Linked DNA regions of Homo sapiens: region 2 is linked to region 1. A link is a loop called in an ENCODE intact Hi-C map of the cell type or tissue named here. Cell type or tissue: endothelial cell of umbilical vein. All regions are shown on one strand. Each heading gives the region's core, and the rest is flanking DNA. Links, peaks and the distances in the headings are about the cores only.

Region 1 (8,145 bases), core at 2,167-7,166:
CATGAAATATAAAGGGGGAAAAAGGACTGACAGAGGCCCGATAAGCTACAGAGTGAAGGGCCATAGATTAAAAGTAAATGCCAGTAAATCCTACCCTGTACACTCACTTGTTCTTTTATTGTTTTCTTTAACACTTTCAGAGCCAGGGCAGGGAAAAAACCAGAAAATAGTAATCAAGCTGCCCATGTACATTTTTAATCTGGACACTGTCACTATTATACATATTTTATGGGGCTTTGGCGACATTCTCAAATTTTGGTTCATGTAAAGGTTGTGGTGGGTTTTTTTTTTAATGTCCTTTTAATCAATATCAAGAATCCCTCAAGAACTTTTTTGCTCATTTGCTGCTCAATTAACTTAATATTGATACCATGTGTGGGTAGGAAGAGCCCTTCTGTAGGGTGTGAACACTGGGGCTCAGGACATGACATCTTCAAGGCTGAAATAACTTTTTTTCTTTTCTTTTTTAATTGATGAATTGAAAATTATCAAAGTAAAATGATAGGGTATTTTGTTTCATGACATCAGCTGCTGCTTTTTGATGTGGTGCTGCTCCCCGCCAGTGCCGTGAATTCTCCGCCTTTGCCGGGTGGTGCACGCGACTTAGACTCTGCTGGTGCATGCCGAGGAGTCAGGAGCCCAGCTGGGTAACTTTTCTAATGGTCAAAAGGTTGTTCCCTCCTCCACCTTCCTGAAGCAACCATGATTTGACTAAAGCTCTTTATTACTCCACCTGAATATCAGACAGTCATGCTGCTTGCAATTTATTTATTGTTTTCCAGAGGTAAACTACTGAGATTTTCCCCACCTGTTTTTAATGTGCTTCTCGTTCATAAGTATTCTGATCTGTTAGTAATATCTGAAAATATCACTTTTAACACTCTTGGGTGCACTATTGGCTGAAGCCCCCTCACAGAATGGAAAGTTAATTTGAAGAACTATGGACCTGCATCAGGTTTAGCTACACACACCACACACATACGCACATACACACACGCACATACTCTACAGAGACCAAAAAAAAAAAAAAAAAAAAAAAAAGATGAAAAGAGAGCAGTCTCTTTTTCATTTTTTAAAAAGTTCTTTAGAAAAGAAAGTTGGTTAAGGGTTCACCTGGTTATCTTTGAAGCTGTTACCAACAGTTGAAAACCCATGTTTCTCTACACAGTCTTGTTGTTTTCCTAAAGCCAGATTCTAATGTTAGATATATGGGATATGTCTCAGAATATGGTTTTAAACACTGAGTTGTTCTTCCTGTAGCTGTAGAAATGGGAGTGCCCTGATCTGGCTCGTGAAGACCAGCATCTGAATCCTGGTCTATGAGCACCTTAAAACAAAGCAAGCAAAACCCCTGATCACTGTGAGTTTAATAGTAGCTTACACCTAAATGGCACTTCCAGCGTTTTAGAGCACGTCGGGGTATACCATCTCAGAAAATTCTCTTTGCACAAATTGACTCCATTTGACAGATCTGTAAACTGAGGCACACAGCCTAAGGAACTATCCACTTTATTGGTGACAAAGCAAGTGATTAGAAACTCCACATCTCCTATCTCCCAGACTGATTTTTTTCCCTTTTCTCAATTGCTCAGCTAAAAACACTGTTTTCAGTATTTCATAATGTCTCTTTTATTTCATTTTTCTTGCTATCCACAGCACATTTTCATGTATTACTCTAAACCTATTTACCAAGCCAGCTTTCTTAGTTGATGTCACAATTAACTTTCAGGATTTTATATGTATATATACACACACATATATATAAACACATATATATACACACACATATATGCATATATACATATGTGACACTGTTTATTGTACTCATTGCTGGAGCAATGTTTGAGTTCTTATGTCCTCATTTAATTTGATTGTGTATTTGCTTGAAAAAAACATCAGTAATCCATACAGAAATCTGGGAGAAGGCACAGTATGATGGCAAAGGCATAGATTTTGGAGTGCATTGGCTAAGGGATCCAGTTCCTCCACAGCTACTTATTAGTAGCTGAGCCTCAGGGGGCTCAGTTTTCTCATCTTCAAAATGGGAAAAGTCACTTCTATTTTGAAGCGTTGTGAGGATTGAAACACCTAGCACTGGGCTTGGCACATAACAGGTGCTTAAAATCAGGTAGCTCTTGCAATTTGAGCATCGTATATTCCATGTGGATTTTCATTCTTAATGTGATCATTGCCATGGGACTTCCTTTGAGCACAATTACCTTACTGAAGTTAATCATGGTAGCTAAGTCTCCTTAGATAAAGACTCATTCATTGTTTTGTTTCCACAAATATTTATTAAGCCTCTATTATATGTCATGCACTGTTTTCAGGGTTGGGGGTATAACAGTGAAAAAGACAAACATAGTTCCTGGCTTCATGCAGCTTTCTCAGTGTCTCAGGGTTGATCTCTGCCCCCAGTCCCCCAAAAATAGTTGGAATAGTAATAGCAAGTATAAACAAAGAATATATTGATATATATGTTTTAAAAATAGAAGAATGCCATTTTACACTGGGATCATGATGCAGAAGAAAAATATCCCCGGGTTAAAGTCACCTTTTAGCTCATACCCAGAGGTATCGAACTTGGGCAAATTCCACGGCTTTATTGCACTCTTCTGAGGCAGTCTACATGTTGGTTAAGACTGAAGGAAGAGATCTCTAAGACCCTTTCCAACTATGGAATTCTAATTTTAGCTGTTTGTGGTATTGCTGAGCACAGGCAGGTAGATGAGCGCTTTGGAGGGTAGGTTGTAAGCCTAAGAGGGCAGTGACTACGTTGAGCACAGTGCCTCCCTCCTGTGTACTAGATGCTTAGGGCTTGTTTTTGTGAAAAGAAGGAATGACAGGAACTAGAAATGCAGTTGTTGAATCTGGTGGTCTCATCTCTCTGTCTAAAGACAAGCTTGTTATAACTACACAATAAAGTGAAATGGCACTGCCATTAAAGAATGATGAGGAACAGAAAATGTAAGATAAAATATTAAATTTGTTACACTTAAAAATGTTAATCTTCACACGATTACCATGCAAATCTCCTCATTGCCTAACTGTTTAATTGATCAAGTAAATCACAGAGCAGACAAGTGAAAATCTCTGCTGTTGACATTCTCACAAAGCATATTTTCAAGAATATATTCTATTAACTATGTGTATTACACATGATAATGGGAATTTCTTATTTTGTAAAAACATATATATGTGGCATCCTTTGCAAACCACCAGATTTCAGAGAGTTTGGGAGAAGGCTTGATTTTTGCAGGGCAAAAATTCAGCCATCCTCTATTATGTCAAACGCGAAATCAGTGTTAGAAAGACCCCTGTGCAAGCAGCGCCTTTGTTTTATATACTATTAGAAGACTTCAGAATTCACCAGTTTTTCTTTCAGGCAGGTATAGCATTGACCTGATACTCTGGAGATTGAAGGGTTAATGAATTCTCTTTCCCTCCCTCCCCCTCCCCAATCTTCCTGTCCCCCACCCCCAATCCCATCATGTGCCTGGTTGACTCTGAAAGAAGGGGCTTGAAGTTACCCACAGGGCATCCCTTTCCCCAGCCTTCTCCAAGGCCACCTGGGCAGACGGGAGCTTGCCTTCTGTCCTTAGGACACAAAATCCAATCAGGCGCCTGGCCTGCTAGTCTCTCTGACCTGCGAGCTGGGAAGAGGGAGGAGAAGCAGAGGCCCTCACATTTGATAGGCTGCATCTTTGTGGCTTTAGGGGGCTCCTGTGTCTACTCGAGGAAGGAAGTTCTCCCTTATTTTAAGATAAGGTGTCATTCATGAGAGCAATGTGCTGAACTAATCAGGTTAATTGAGAGGCCGTGAGTCGTCCTCATTGAGCCCATCTCTTCTTCCTGTTAAAGGCAGATAGCGCAGACAGACAGATTACACATATTTTAGTTTTTTCCCAAAAGCTTATGAAATAATGTAGGCAGGCAGGGAACGTAGGTTCAGCTGAATGTCATTCAGGCTATTTGAACATGGATTCTTATTGTAGAACAATGTAGCATTCAAAAAATAATAAAAGAATAAGCTCTCCTCAAGATTGAAAGATGAGTGTCTCTGAATGTCTGATACACTCTTTTTTTTCTTAATATTATATTAAACTAACCTCAGCATTTCAGATCAACTAGGAAAGAATGTTTGTTGAAGAGTCCAGTTAGATTCCTCCGCGGCTATTTTATTTAGGATTGAAACGTAAAAAAAAAAAAAACAAAACAATCTCATTGTGATGTGTCATCAGTGACAAGTAGCTTCTTGAGCCATGTTTCGATTCTTCGGCTTCCGAGCCGGACACTGGGGGCCGTCGCCCTGACTAATCGCATCTCGGACCTCCCTCTGGAGCAGCCGAGTGGGGAAGAAAACAGAGCTGTTTCAACTGAATTCCATAAAGGGCGGGGGCTCCTCCTCCCTCTTCTCCACTCAAAATGATTTGTCATAGTTTAATTTTAAACACTATCATTGACTATTCTTTCTTTCTACCCCACCTCTTTCCACCTTTTTTTTTTTCTTGGAAGTTCCAGGAATGACTTTAATTATCTCCACAATCAAATTCTCGTTGCTGCCTCTGTGAAAGTGTGCAGTCATAGATGGCAGGGATTATTTTCTTTAGCACTTGGGGATACAGAAACCGGTTGTTTCAAAATGAGAACCAGCTGGTTCCACAGAGCCCTTATTTAATGGGGAGCCACTTTGTACACAAAGCCTTTGCTCAGGTCAGTCATTATGGCAAACCCCAAATCAGCAGTGTTTTGTCTATCACCCTGTATTAAATGTCGAGCGAGGAGTGATTTAGCAGATATGATAATAATAATAATAATAATTAAGAAATACCCAGCACACCCTGCATCTTTAATTTTGCCTCAACTAAACACTCCGGTTTGGAAGGAACATTTCTCAAACTTCTTCCTACAGTGATTACAATCATAGACCTAGTTTACCACTGCTCTCTCATAGATGGCTGAGGGGTATGTGTGTGTGTGTGTGTGTGTGTGTGTGTGTGTGTGTGTATGTAGCTTTAACCCTCTCTAAATCTAGAAAATAAAATTAAGCTCATCTTTCAACATAATCTTTTATCTGACAAGCACAGTAGATAGATGAAAGGTAGATAGCCAAGTTGTGGGTCCCCTTAATAGAACCAATTGGAGGGCAGAGATAACTGCTATTATCAAACATCTTTTATGCCATCCTGTAAAATAAGGACGAGGGTGATATACCATATATATTTTGCTGTCTTTCTAGCTTGTAGAAATTGGTTTGTTGTCATACCCTGTTAATCTCTAACAGCACTAAATTCAATTTGAAATGAGGAGAGTACTTTCACTATTTGACTGTACAAAATACTTTTGAAGCATGCAAAAAGAAAAAAAAAGGATAAAAGACACGTAAAACCACAATAGATATTCGGTTATGAGAATAGTTTGTTTTTAGAACCTAGGTTGCATTTTTCTAAGGTGAATAGTTTTGGAGGATGCAGTATTTATTCAATCAGGAATTGAAGAATTAAAAAATAGCAACTTTACATAGATTTTTAAAAATCTAGTTTAACCAAATTTTATCTTTCAAATATGAGAAATTATTTTGCATTACTAATAAGAATATGTGGCTTTTAAAAATTATGACATGCTTTTTTTACATTGATAGCAACACAACAAAATACTTTGAAGAAAGGATAACGATTTAAAAATTTATTCTCACAGGGAGTTTCATTAAGCTGAGCACTGGTATATATGTTTTTAATTATTTTTATTTTTAGGATTTCCATATTGAAGTATGGTTTGGGTAAAATCTTATCAAATTATTTTGTTTGTTTACTAAGTACTTTGATTGTATAATGTCTCTAGTTCAAACTGTAATTCTATTTTATATTTTCTGTATTTGTATTTTTAAAAAATTCTGTTGATTTTTTAATATAAAAAACAAATGACTGTTATATTTCTAGTCACTCAAATTTGAACTGAATTTTACTTCCTGTTTCAAAGGTCAAGGCAGGCTGACCTCAACAGCAGTGTGGAGGCTGCTGAATTATTCATATCATTGACTTTGTGTCAGCTTCCACATTTGTGGAGAGGGATGTTTTATTCATTTATCTCATTTAGGGTTCTTCTCTGCACCTGTTTCTACCATTAAGTACCCTGTAATTTGCATTTGATGCTAATTTAGTTTCATATCAGCCTGGTCCCCCCTTGTTAATTTAATTTTCTAAGACCCTTTTCATTACAGTAGAACTGTTTTCCTCTTTAAAGCAAACATCTATACAAGTAATTGTATAAACTGCCTTTTAAATAATATCTTTTAGAAGATTCCATCGTTTAATTCCTTAATTCCTATAATTAGCCATGGTTTGATTAATGTTTCAAAGGGTTAAATTAAAATGCAGAATTACTCAAATGCATACTGGAATAATTTCTTATATACAGCAGAGTTAGCGTTGTGGTGTTCTTCCTGAGAATTCTCAGACAGTATGTCTTAACAGCAGTCATTTTCTTTATTTAGAGTGCTGTTTAGTTTACTAATAGTGATTCTTTCAAAATCACTGTGCACTCAACATTACTCGTGAAATGTTAGTTTTTTTTTTTTCATCAAATTGTTGATAGACAGTGGCTTAAAAATGTTTCTGCAACATTGATAATGACATACCCAAAATAATCAGGGCAGAATTAGGTCCAATTCCTTGATCTATCCTGGAAGTTTGGTATAATGAATTTCAGGAAACTCTGTTATATTATATGTCTGTTTCTCTTCTTACCAGCTCTTTTATTTCTGTCTGCTGCTCAGGGTAGATTGCCTGGAAATTTGTCAGCTTTCCAGACATGGTTTTAGCCAGCTTTGGTTTGTATCTACGGACACCCGTTGGGCTACAGTTGCCACCTACATATTGTAGAAATTAGGAGTAAGTTGTTTGAGGAGGCCTGATTGAAATGGTGGCTACATGGCAGAAGTGGCCATGTCCCTGGAATGTCTGTCAAGGATTTGGGGGTTATGAGAACATGCTACTCATATAAACCAGGTCCATAGCCCCTCTGACTGTTCAGAAAAGAATTCTAGCTCAGTCCTTTTCTTGGAACTGTTTGGAGGGTGTTTGACATGAATGGCCTTATGGAATCTGTTGGTAGTGGGAATTCAAAACAAGGGTATGAATTACGAATTCAAGCACTAAGATACGTGAAAATTAAACAGAAGGGAAGTGGCTGCAGCTGAATATTACTAAGAAATTAGCCCAAACTCTACAGATCCTTCTTCCACTAGGTTGGATTAGTTTGATCTGTTGTTCATATTCTCTGGGAAAACCAAATGAGGCAGTTCCTTTGGGTTTCCGGAAAGATCTCAGGTCTATTGGAACTGGAGTTTGAAGGTGGCTTTTCCTTTTCTTTCAGTTATAAATGATTCCTGGGGACTCCCACACACAACTTTGTCATTGTGGAAATGTGAAAGGGTATCTCCAGATTTTCTAGCAGACAGCTTCATTTGTCTGGTTGCAAGGTAGGGCTGGGGGTGGACTGGACAATTCCCCAGGGTCCCCTTCAGCTGAGAACTTCCCTGGACCTACCAGTGACTTTTTCACGTCCTACAGCTTATTAAGCTAGCTCTGTGCTTCTGCTGATGGTCCTAAAGCAAAGTGAGAGCTTTCAGGAATGAAATACAGGATCTTTATTCATTAACAAAACATTTTCTTACTCATTCTCCCTCCTACATCCCCCTCCTCCAGGTTTAGATATTCTTTTTAGTTTGGACAAGTCTGTAAGCTCCAATAGAAAAGCCTCCTTGAGGTCTGATTAAACGGCTGGGTTTAAAAACAATAAAGACTATCTGCAGAGCTCATGAGAATGCAGGAAAGGTTTTCCCACCCAATTCTGGCTGATGCTTGGAATTCCACTGTCAGAATCTCATCCCTTTAGCTAAGAACCTTCAATGTATACCAAGACATACAAAACTTAGGGAAGGCTAGCACTTTAATTCTATCATTCACATACCTCTTCGAGGGAATGACATAAAGATCTCACATGGGTTCAGCTCTTTTTAGTTTTCATGACAACACAGTGAGGTAAGCAGGATTTTTTTGTATCATTTCACAAATATGGAGAATGAATAGCTTAAGAACGCTAATACATAGCCTAGCTAGATCCCAAAGGCAGGTTTTCCAAAAA
Region 2 (8,145 bases), core at 1,002-6,001, 59 kb after region 1:
CCCTCTCTGAAGGTCTGCGTTTTAAGTGGCAGAGATGCAAAAACAGCCTTCTAGACAGAGTTTCTAATTGAATTCTCCTCTATACCGTTATCCATAAACTGAGTAATGCATCCAAGGAAGAAGAGAGGATGAGAGAGGTCAGGAAGTTTAGATTCCAGTAAAATTTAAATAGCCACTGAATTTGCCATAGCAAAACATGAGCTATGATTCTGTTAGTACACAGGAAAAGTCAATTAGGTGAACTGATTTTTTATGGTGTTGGGAATATTATAATTCAGGGATTCTTAACCTATAGCTTAACCTATAGGCAATTTAAGACTAGATTTCAGGGGTAGGGCAGTGAAACTTCTAAAATTGCTGTAACATTTTTTATTAAGTCATAGGCAGTTTCCTAGGGAGAGGCTTTTATCAAATTCTCAGAAGGGTCCACTGCCATAAAAGATTAAGGAACCACTGCATTCTATCATCATAATTTTTTGTCTTCTTTCAAAAGTTGATATTCTGGTTTTTTTTATGCAGAAAAGACAAAAGCATGTACAACTCTGATATTTCATGATCTTTAATTTCTTCCCCCTCCTGGATGTCCTATAATAAATGTACAGGAAAGAAATATAAAACGCTATCCAAACTCAGTTAATAGCTCTGAGAAATGCACACTCAGAGTGCTTTAAAATCAGGTTACAAATATCATTTTCAATTTGCTGGGGAGAAAATAGGAAGAGTCCCTTGGAATACAGAATAAATTCATTCTATGTACATTATCAGTGTTGGTTCATTATATTCTCATTGGCCCACAACTCAACACATCTTTAAGAAGCAAAAGTGCATACACTCTCCCTTACTGACAATATTTAGGGGAAGACCACATACTTTGTGAACTACTGTGAGTTGAGTTCTTGTAGTCAAAGCAGTAGTAGGTGGAGCTTCATTCTCTGGTATTAAAATCCTAAAAGTGAGTAGTGTTATTAATTGGGGGCACTTTTGAGATTTGATTAAGAAATTTACTGCTCTTGTGGGTTGTTTCCTCCCTTGTGGGATGTTCTGGATGAATGTCAAGGTCTAGCCCCGGCAGATTCCAGAAAGCTTGTCCATCTAAATTTGCTGTTAAGCCATGGGAACTTTTCTATTGCAGTCTTTGGGTCATGGTAACGTGTAAAGCCTAGAGTTTGTTGAAGGGCACTTTTCTCTCTCTAAAATTCTCCATTCCTCACAACTGGTTTTTATTATTCCGTGACATGCTGGGAGTGTTGCTATGACTGTTTGAGAAGTATGGGCAGATATATTGCTGGCTGGCTTCTTACAGGAAGAGTTTCCCATGATGGTAAGTCTGGCTGTAAATTTCAAGCAGCATTGCCACTTCCACCTCAAGCTTATCAAGACTCTTAGCCTTCCTTCACCATGAAGAATCCAGGATCTTATCACCTGAAGCTATTGAGATAATGTGACATTCAGTGGATGCAGAGACTTCCAGAGCACAGTTCCCTACTTGGCAGCTAGTAGGGAAACATGGAATTCATTATAGAACAAGCTAAGCAGTTGTAAATTGAAATATGGCAGCAATAACTACCTTTCTACTCAGTGACTCTGAAAGACTTTGATTATCTACCTACCTACCTACCTACCTACCTACCTACCTACTACCTCTCTGTCTTTTTGGTTTGCTACTTTATAGCAAAATGATAGTGTTCTGGAAAGACCCGAATTCTGGTCCCAGGTCCTGTAAGTCAGAGCTGTTGAACCTTAAGATAGTCCTGTAGCCTCCCTGGACTTTGTTTTTCTTATCTGTAAAAGGAACATAATAGTATGTGCTTTGCTGACTTAATATAGTCAGAGTGAGGAGGAAATGAGACCTCAAATTTGATATCACTGAGAAGCAGTTTTTTTTTTTTTTTTTGGAGATGGAGTCTCGCTCTTGTCACCCAGGCGGGAGAGCAGTGGTGTGATCTTGGATCACTGCAACCTCTGCCTTTGGGTTCAAGTGATTCTCCTGCCTCAGCCTCCTAAGTAGCTGGGATTACAGGCACCTGCCACCATGCCTGGCTAATTTTTGTATTTTTAGTAGAGACGGGGTTTCACCATGTTGCCCAGGCTGGTCTCAAACTTCCAACTTCAAGTGATCCGCCCACCTTGGCCTCCCAATGTGCTGGGATTTCAGCTGTGAGGCACTGTGCCCAGCCCACTGAGAAGCATTTTAAAGCCAAATGATGATTGCCATTTTCCTTGATAGAAATTCTCCCAACATTTTAGTGTCTCACAGTTCTGGCTTTGCAGTCAGGCAGGGCTGGGTGAGAACCCTGACTACACCACTTACTCATCCATGATCTCAAAGGAGCCACTTGTGTAATCTTAGCTCCATCTTCCTCATCTTTAGAACGGGAGCAGTGATAGATCACACCTACTAGAGCTGAAGTGTGGATTGAGCCAGGTGAGATTCATGAAGTTTGAGCACATGGCTTGTGGGCATGTGCTCAGTCCTCAATGAATGTAAGCTGTTGTCACGCTTTGAGTCCCTCTGCCTATATTGCTAAGAATTAGAACATTCTGAAAACAGATCCGTGCATATGTGCTCTAAGAATGCACAATACACAGGCAAGCTGTCATTTTAAGAGGAAATCATCCAAGGTCTTCTGGTTAGTCCTCAATAATCACCTTCTATTACAATCAGATTAAATCTTCAAGTGGTGGCAGAATGCCAGTTTTTTTTTTTTTTTCCTGCAGTTGTGTTTCCTGTGCCTTCTAGTGGTATTCAAAATACTTCACAATTCAACTCAAGAAATTTAGCACATCTTCAGAATAAATTATTATTGTCATTAGCACATTACCACCCAAGAAAATCTGTACAGGAACAGAATGCCCAGAGTGAGACACTGCATGTTCATCAGCTTGTGGGTGCCATATGTATGGGGATGTTTTTGTTTCGGCTGTTGCTTTTTGTACACCAAAGCTAAAAGCAAGACACACCCAGTGATGTTTGTTGATCTTGTGACTAACAGAGTTAGCAAAGAGCCAATTAAAGCAGTTCAAACAGACAGAAAGATAAAGATGCCAGTGCAGAGAAAAGTCACAGCAGCAATAACCCTTGATAAAAGGGCAAATGGAACCAAGATCTTACCTTTCTTGAGCTTATATATATAAATGTATCTGGCAGTAGAAGCATCCCAAACTTGCATCATGAGTAAAGAGTGATCGAAAGGAAAATCTGTTTTGATTATTTTCACAAAACTTCCTTTTGATGTGCACCGATTTTAATCAACTTTCCTACACAGCTGCAAATTAGTCCTCTAGCTCTCCATCCACTCTATTGCTTTCTTTCCTTATGATTCTTGTTACATTTTAGTTTAGCACATGACAGATCCTTTTTACTTTACAGATTTCCAAAGGTGATAATTTCTTACATTTTACATGACTATGTATACTAAAGATGAAGTACTGCTTTCAAGTACAATTTTAGGTGCCTATATGGCTTCATCCTTTGAATAGCACTCCTTCCTCCTTTTCTATATATATAAAAACTATGTCAGCCTTGAACTCAAACTAAAATTTCTTCCATTAAAGGGTATGTTCATTATTTACTGTAAGATGAATGCCCTATGGATTTTTAAACATAAGCCTGGAAAATAGGAAATAATTCACTCTGGCTTGAAAAGGGTGGAGATTTCTTTGTTTCTTTTTATATTTATTCAGGAAAAGCTGACAATCGTCTCACATTAATGAACTACACCATCAATCACTGTGTTGACAATGAGCGGAAAAGCGAGGTATATGTCAGGCTAACGGCATATTGCCTTTTTCAGTGAGGGCATGGCTGTTTATAGCACTTTCATTGGCAAAATACTTTTGCACTGGAATAGGAATAGAAAGGAGAATTAGAAAGGCAGCCAGTGGAAAGAGCTTTATGTTTTCAAATTATGGAAAAAGTAATAGGGGAAAATTGAGAAATGATTATTTTTGTACTTTGTGTACCTATCCCACAGGACTTGAAGAGTAAATGGAAAATGAAAAAAAAAAAAAAAAGGCTTGGGGGAGGGTGGTTTCTTTTATTTCTCACCTTATTCTACTGGGCTGTTGTCTTTCCCTAAGATCATGGCAAAAAGTTTCAGAGATTATGTACAACAACTGTATTGGAACCCTGCAACCATTACAAAATTGAATTAGAAGTAATTGGTTTTATGCTACTCTGAGCACCCACCATAGCTTAAACACATACACACATGCGTGCACGCAGGCACACACACACACAAACACACACACACGGGTGATAATGAAAAATACTTTGGTGGCCTCAGGAAATGATAGAATTTTCTCCCATGTTTAGCTCCCACTCTCCTGAGGAACAGGTTGGTAAGGAGATTAACTAAGCCCTGGTGAAATCACTGTATCAAACAATATTGTGGTGAACTGTGACTCAGGCTTAACAGCTATGTGGTCCTATAGCCCCTGAGAGGAGGAACCTTCATCTGTTTTGGGGAGGGCACTTTATCCTCTCCTTAAAAATCTAAACAACTTTAGTGTCAACTTAATAAGTTGGCCAAAAAGGACAAGATGAAGGTAATATCAGAAGCTAGCAATTATTAGAGGGGGTTAGTATGTGTTAAGGACTCATAACAGCCTTGTGAGGTGGGGGAATATCGTTTCTTTTACAGATAAGCAAACTGAGGCTCAGAGGGATGAAATGATTTGCACCAGGGGTCACACAGTCAGTGAATGGTTGAGTCATAATTTGTGGATCTTTCTTAACTACAGATTCCAGTCTCTTCAATGCTAGACCAGTGATTTTGAAATCTTTTGGCCTCAGACTCCTTTACACTTTTAAAAATTGTTGAAGATTTAAAGAAATTTTGTGGATGTGGCTTATGTCTATCCATATTTACTGTCTTATAAATTAAAATGAGAAATTAAAAAAAATTTCTTTCTTACTCATTTAAAAATAACAATAGCAACCCCATCACATGTTAACATAAACACAGTTTATAATGATAAAATAACTCCATGTTCTGAAACAAAAACATTTAGTTAGAAGAATGGCATGGTTTTACATTTTTACATTGTCTGACTTTTAATAGAATACAGTATTCTCATATTTGCTTCTACATTCTGTTCCTGGATGTCATTTTGATTAAAGTATATGAAGGAAACCCAGCTTCATAAATATATATAGTTGGAAAAAAAGAGGAGTATTTTAATTGTTATTTTTCAGATAGCTGTGACTATTCTTCTTTGATACCACACCAAAACTTAACAAGTTTCTCAAAAGTTAGTTGTGTGATACCTGAAACAATATCAATGAATTTTTTAACTCCTTACATTAAAATACATTGGTATATCTTTCACTATGAATAGGTCTTTTACCCATCATCATTTTGTAACATCACTCATTGGTCATTTGAAAAATATTGGTTCACTGAGTTATGTTCATTGAGTTATGTGACATACTTTGTTAGACAATATCAACGATTTATGTTCATTAATATCACCATTGATCTCATCAGAAAAGGTATTGGAGAGCTGCCAATCTCATAGTTGTGGACCCAGGTTTTCCAAAATTCTAATTTTTACTTGAAAGGTGAATTTTATTATTGGCAACACCTGCTGTCAATAGTTTTCTTTGAAGTGACAGTCTTACTTTTTGAGAAAATGTTTGCAATACACAAGTTTGAAAAGCCATAGTTTGTCAGTTGTATTTTCAAGTAAAAATGCTGTTCTATGGAAAAATCAAAACAAAACAGAAAATAACTACTTCAGCTTGCAACTCAGACAGTTGCACAAATGCTTTATCTGGACATGACCATTGTACTTTTTGGTATGCAGTGAAAAGCTTTATCTGTATTACTCATTTTATCATTTTATCTCAAAGAATACTACGAAGATGTAAGGAGGGTCAAGATTTAATAAAATTTAATATTTAAAAAAGTTTAATAAAATTAGTAGTTTTATTACTTCAACAACATTCTTAAATGAAGTGGCTTTGATGCTTTGTGTTTGTGTGTGTGTGTGTCTGTACTGCAAGTGTGTGATGGAGAAGAATACAATGATTAGTGAGTACGGTTTGGCATGATTGCCATGATTTTCACAAGGCATGAATTGCTTCATCTATCATTGCTTTTGCACCTTCAGCACAAATGTCAGGTCAGTAGTATTATAAGGAAAATAGTTTTCACCCCATGGCCCATAAAAGAGACTCAGAGACATTCAGATTTCTGCAGGAGCACATTTGAGAACTGCTGCTCCACACAATACTGTCTCTCAAAAATGCCAGTGATGGATGTATCAACAGCTTTCTGTAGCAAAACAGCAGAAAAAGTGAACAGTAGGAAAAGAGTTGGATACCATTATTCTTACAATAAAGTTTTAATGCTTATTTTTCTATATGTATGTCTGTCTGTAATGGTGGATAGAGGCTTCGTTAAAATGTCAGTAGGTTTTTATTTCTTATTGAATCTTTGTGCTTCATTTCAAAGAAGAAAGAAAAAAATACACTACGGATCAGTGGATAGCATAATTTTGAGACCATCAGCAACTGCTGAACTTAGTTTTCATTTTTACCATGTCAACATTGGAACACACTGATCAGTTCTCTGTTTATAATCCTGAAAACTTGCCACTTGGAATAGATTTAAAATATTTGTGTATAGTTACAGCATTTTAAGAGGCAAAACCCACCAATTTCTCACAAATGCTTGGAAAGCTTTCTGTTCTCTAACTGAAAACATCTCATGTTCCCGCTTAGCCAAGAGAGAGAAAAAGATTTGAAGACAGATCCTTTAACTGGATGTAAGGAGTTCTCTAAAAGACTTAACAACTTATTCGAAAGTAGTTTGTCTTAAAGAAGAAACCTGTCTTGGTTGAAGTGAAGAAAATTTGGGATTTTTATGGAAACTAATTATAAGTACTAATGCTTTTGAAGTTATGTCTCCGTTGCTTGGAACAACTATTGGTCACATTTTCTGTTTTTGGGGCATTATACACTCTTAGGAATTGCCAGTGTTTCAGGCTGCAGCATAGCTTCATCCCAGAGTGGAGTCTCTGGGTAAGAGCCATCAATATGGCTTTCATTCTGTTTCTTTTTCTGTCAGATTTTTTTTTTTCTTTCAAAGAGAAAATGAAACACAAAAACTCTTGTGTGTGCTTGAGGTTCATTCACTGCAATTTGAGAAGTGTGGTATTCGGACTGAACCTTTGAAGCTTCCATGACAGAGAAATGCTTTGGGTGTAGGCACTAAACTCTTCAGGTTGTGGGTATTTTTCAGTACTAGGTGAAAAGCATACATAATATACATCGCGATCCGGCACAGTTGGGGAATCAAAGATCTGTTTGATCAAGTCAATAGCACTTCCCAAAGTGTGGTAAGCTACCAGTAAAAGCACCGGTGCTGGCCTGTGAGATGATTTCAGGAGATACACAGGCATTTTGAATTTAATAATTATATGCCTACTTTTGTGCTTCCCTTCAGTTGAATGGTTTTCTACATATAGTTTCCTTTTAGAATAATTTTGCTGAAAATAGCTAGTCAATTTAAAGAAAAGTTATTAAGTAAATGACAATAAGGGCGGTAGGTGGGTTGGTAAAATGATAGACAAATGATTGAAGTTTTCGGAAGCTGAAGTAGTTCAGACACTTAGTGCATTCATTTGCTTATTCAACGTTATGTATCGAATACCTGTCTATTCCAGATTCTGTGGATTCAGGCAGTCAATAGTGGGAACAAAGTCCCTGGCCTTGTGGAACTCTCATCCTCGATGTGGAAGAGAAATAAATATATGCTATAATCTCAGGTAGTTAGTGTCGTAAAGGAAAATAAGGCAGGGTTAGGGGCTAGAGCTTGCGGAGTAGGGGCAGTTTTAGAGAAGGGTGGAGGAAAGCCTTGTCGAGGAGGTTGCATCTGAGCAGAAAGCAAGACAGATTGGGTTTAGTTCATTCTGCAATCACACATGGGGTGTTTGGCTCTGGAAAACAAATACAGAAAAGACTGGCCAGAAGAAGCTCATAATTTGGGGGTGGAGGACTTCATTAAAATTTAATAAGATAGAGTATAGTGAAAGCGATGCAAGGAGGAGACATTGGGAGCATGGAAAAAAGGAATGGCTGTCCTAATTGATGGGAGGTAATATGATGGAAGATTTCCTAGAGGAGGTCAGTGTCCTGAA

Evidence for each region. Hi-C counts contacts between places; a loop is a spot of excess contacts. Peaks named below come from ENCODE experiments on the same cell type or tissue, not always from the same donor. Only the 100,000 strongest peaks of a DNase experiment are listed, where the experiment ranks them.
Region 2: a loop joins it to region 1, with 1.9 times the contacts of the local background. A loop is called at or near these places in 8 of 110 quality-filtered maps.

The regions. Positions count from the first base shown.
Region 1 is chr5:159,057,796-159,065,940 of GRCh38, reverse strand. All of the region lies in intron 6 of EBF1 (EBF transcription factor 1), which reads left to right. Among named protein-coding and RNA genes, the nearest start is that of EBF1, 38 kb to the left of the region's middle. RefSeq lists an enhancer at 5,451-6,829. In endothelial cell of umbilical vein, for the core only: no CTCF peak of the experiment used is centred there; a DNase peak (open chromatin) is centred at 4,310.
Region 2 is chr5:158,998,027-159,006,171 of GRCh38, reverse strand. All of the region lies in intron 6 of EBF1 (EBF transcription factor 1), which reads left to right. Among named protein-coding and RNA genes, the nearest start is that of EBF1, 98 kb to the left of the region's middle. In endothelial cell of umbilical vein, for the core only: no CTCF peak of the experiment used is centred there; a DNase peak (open chromatin) is centred at 3,741; H3K27me3 peaks cover 344 bases.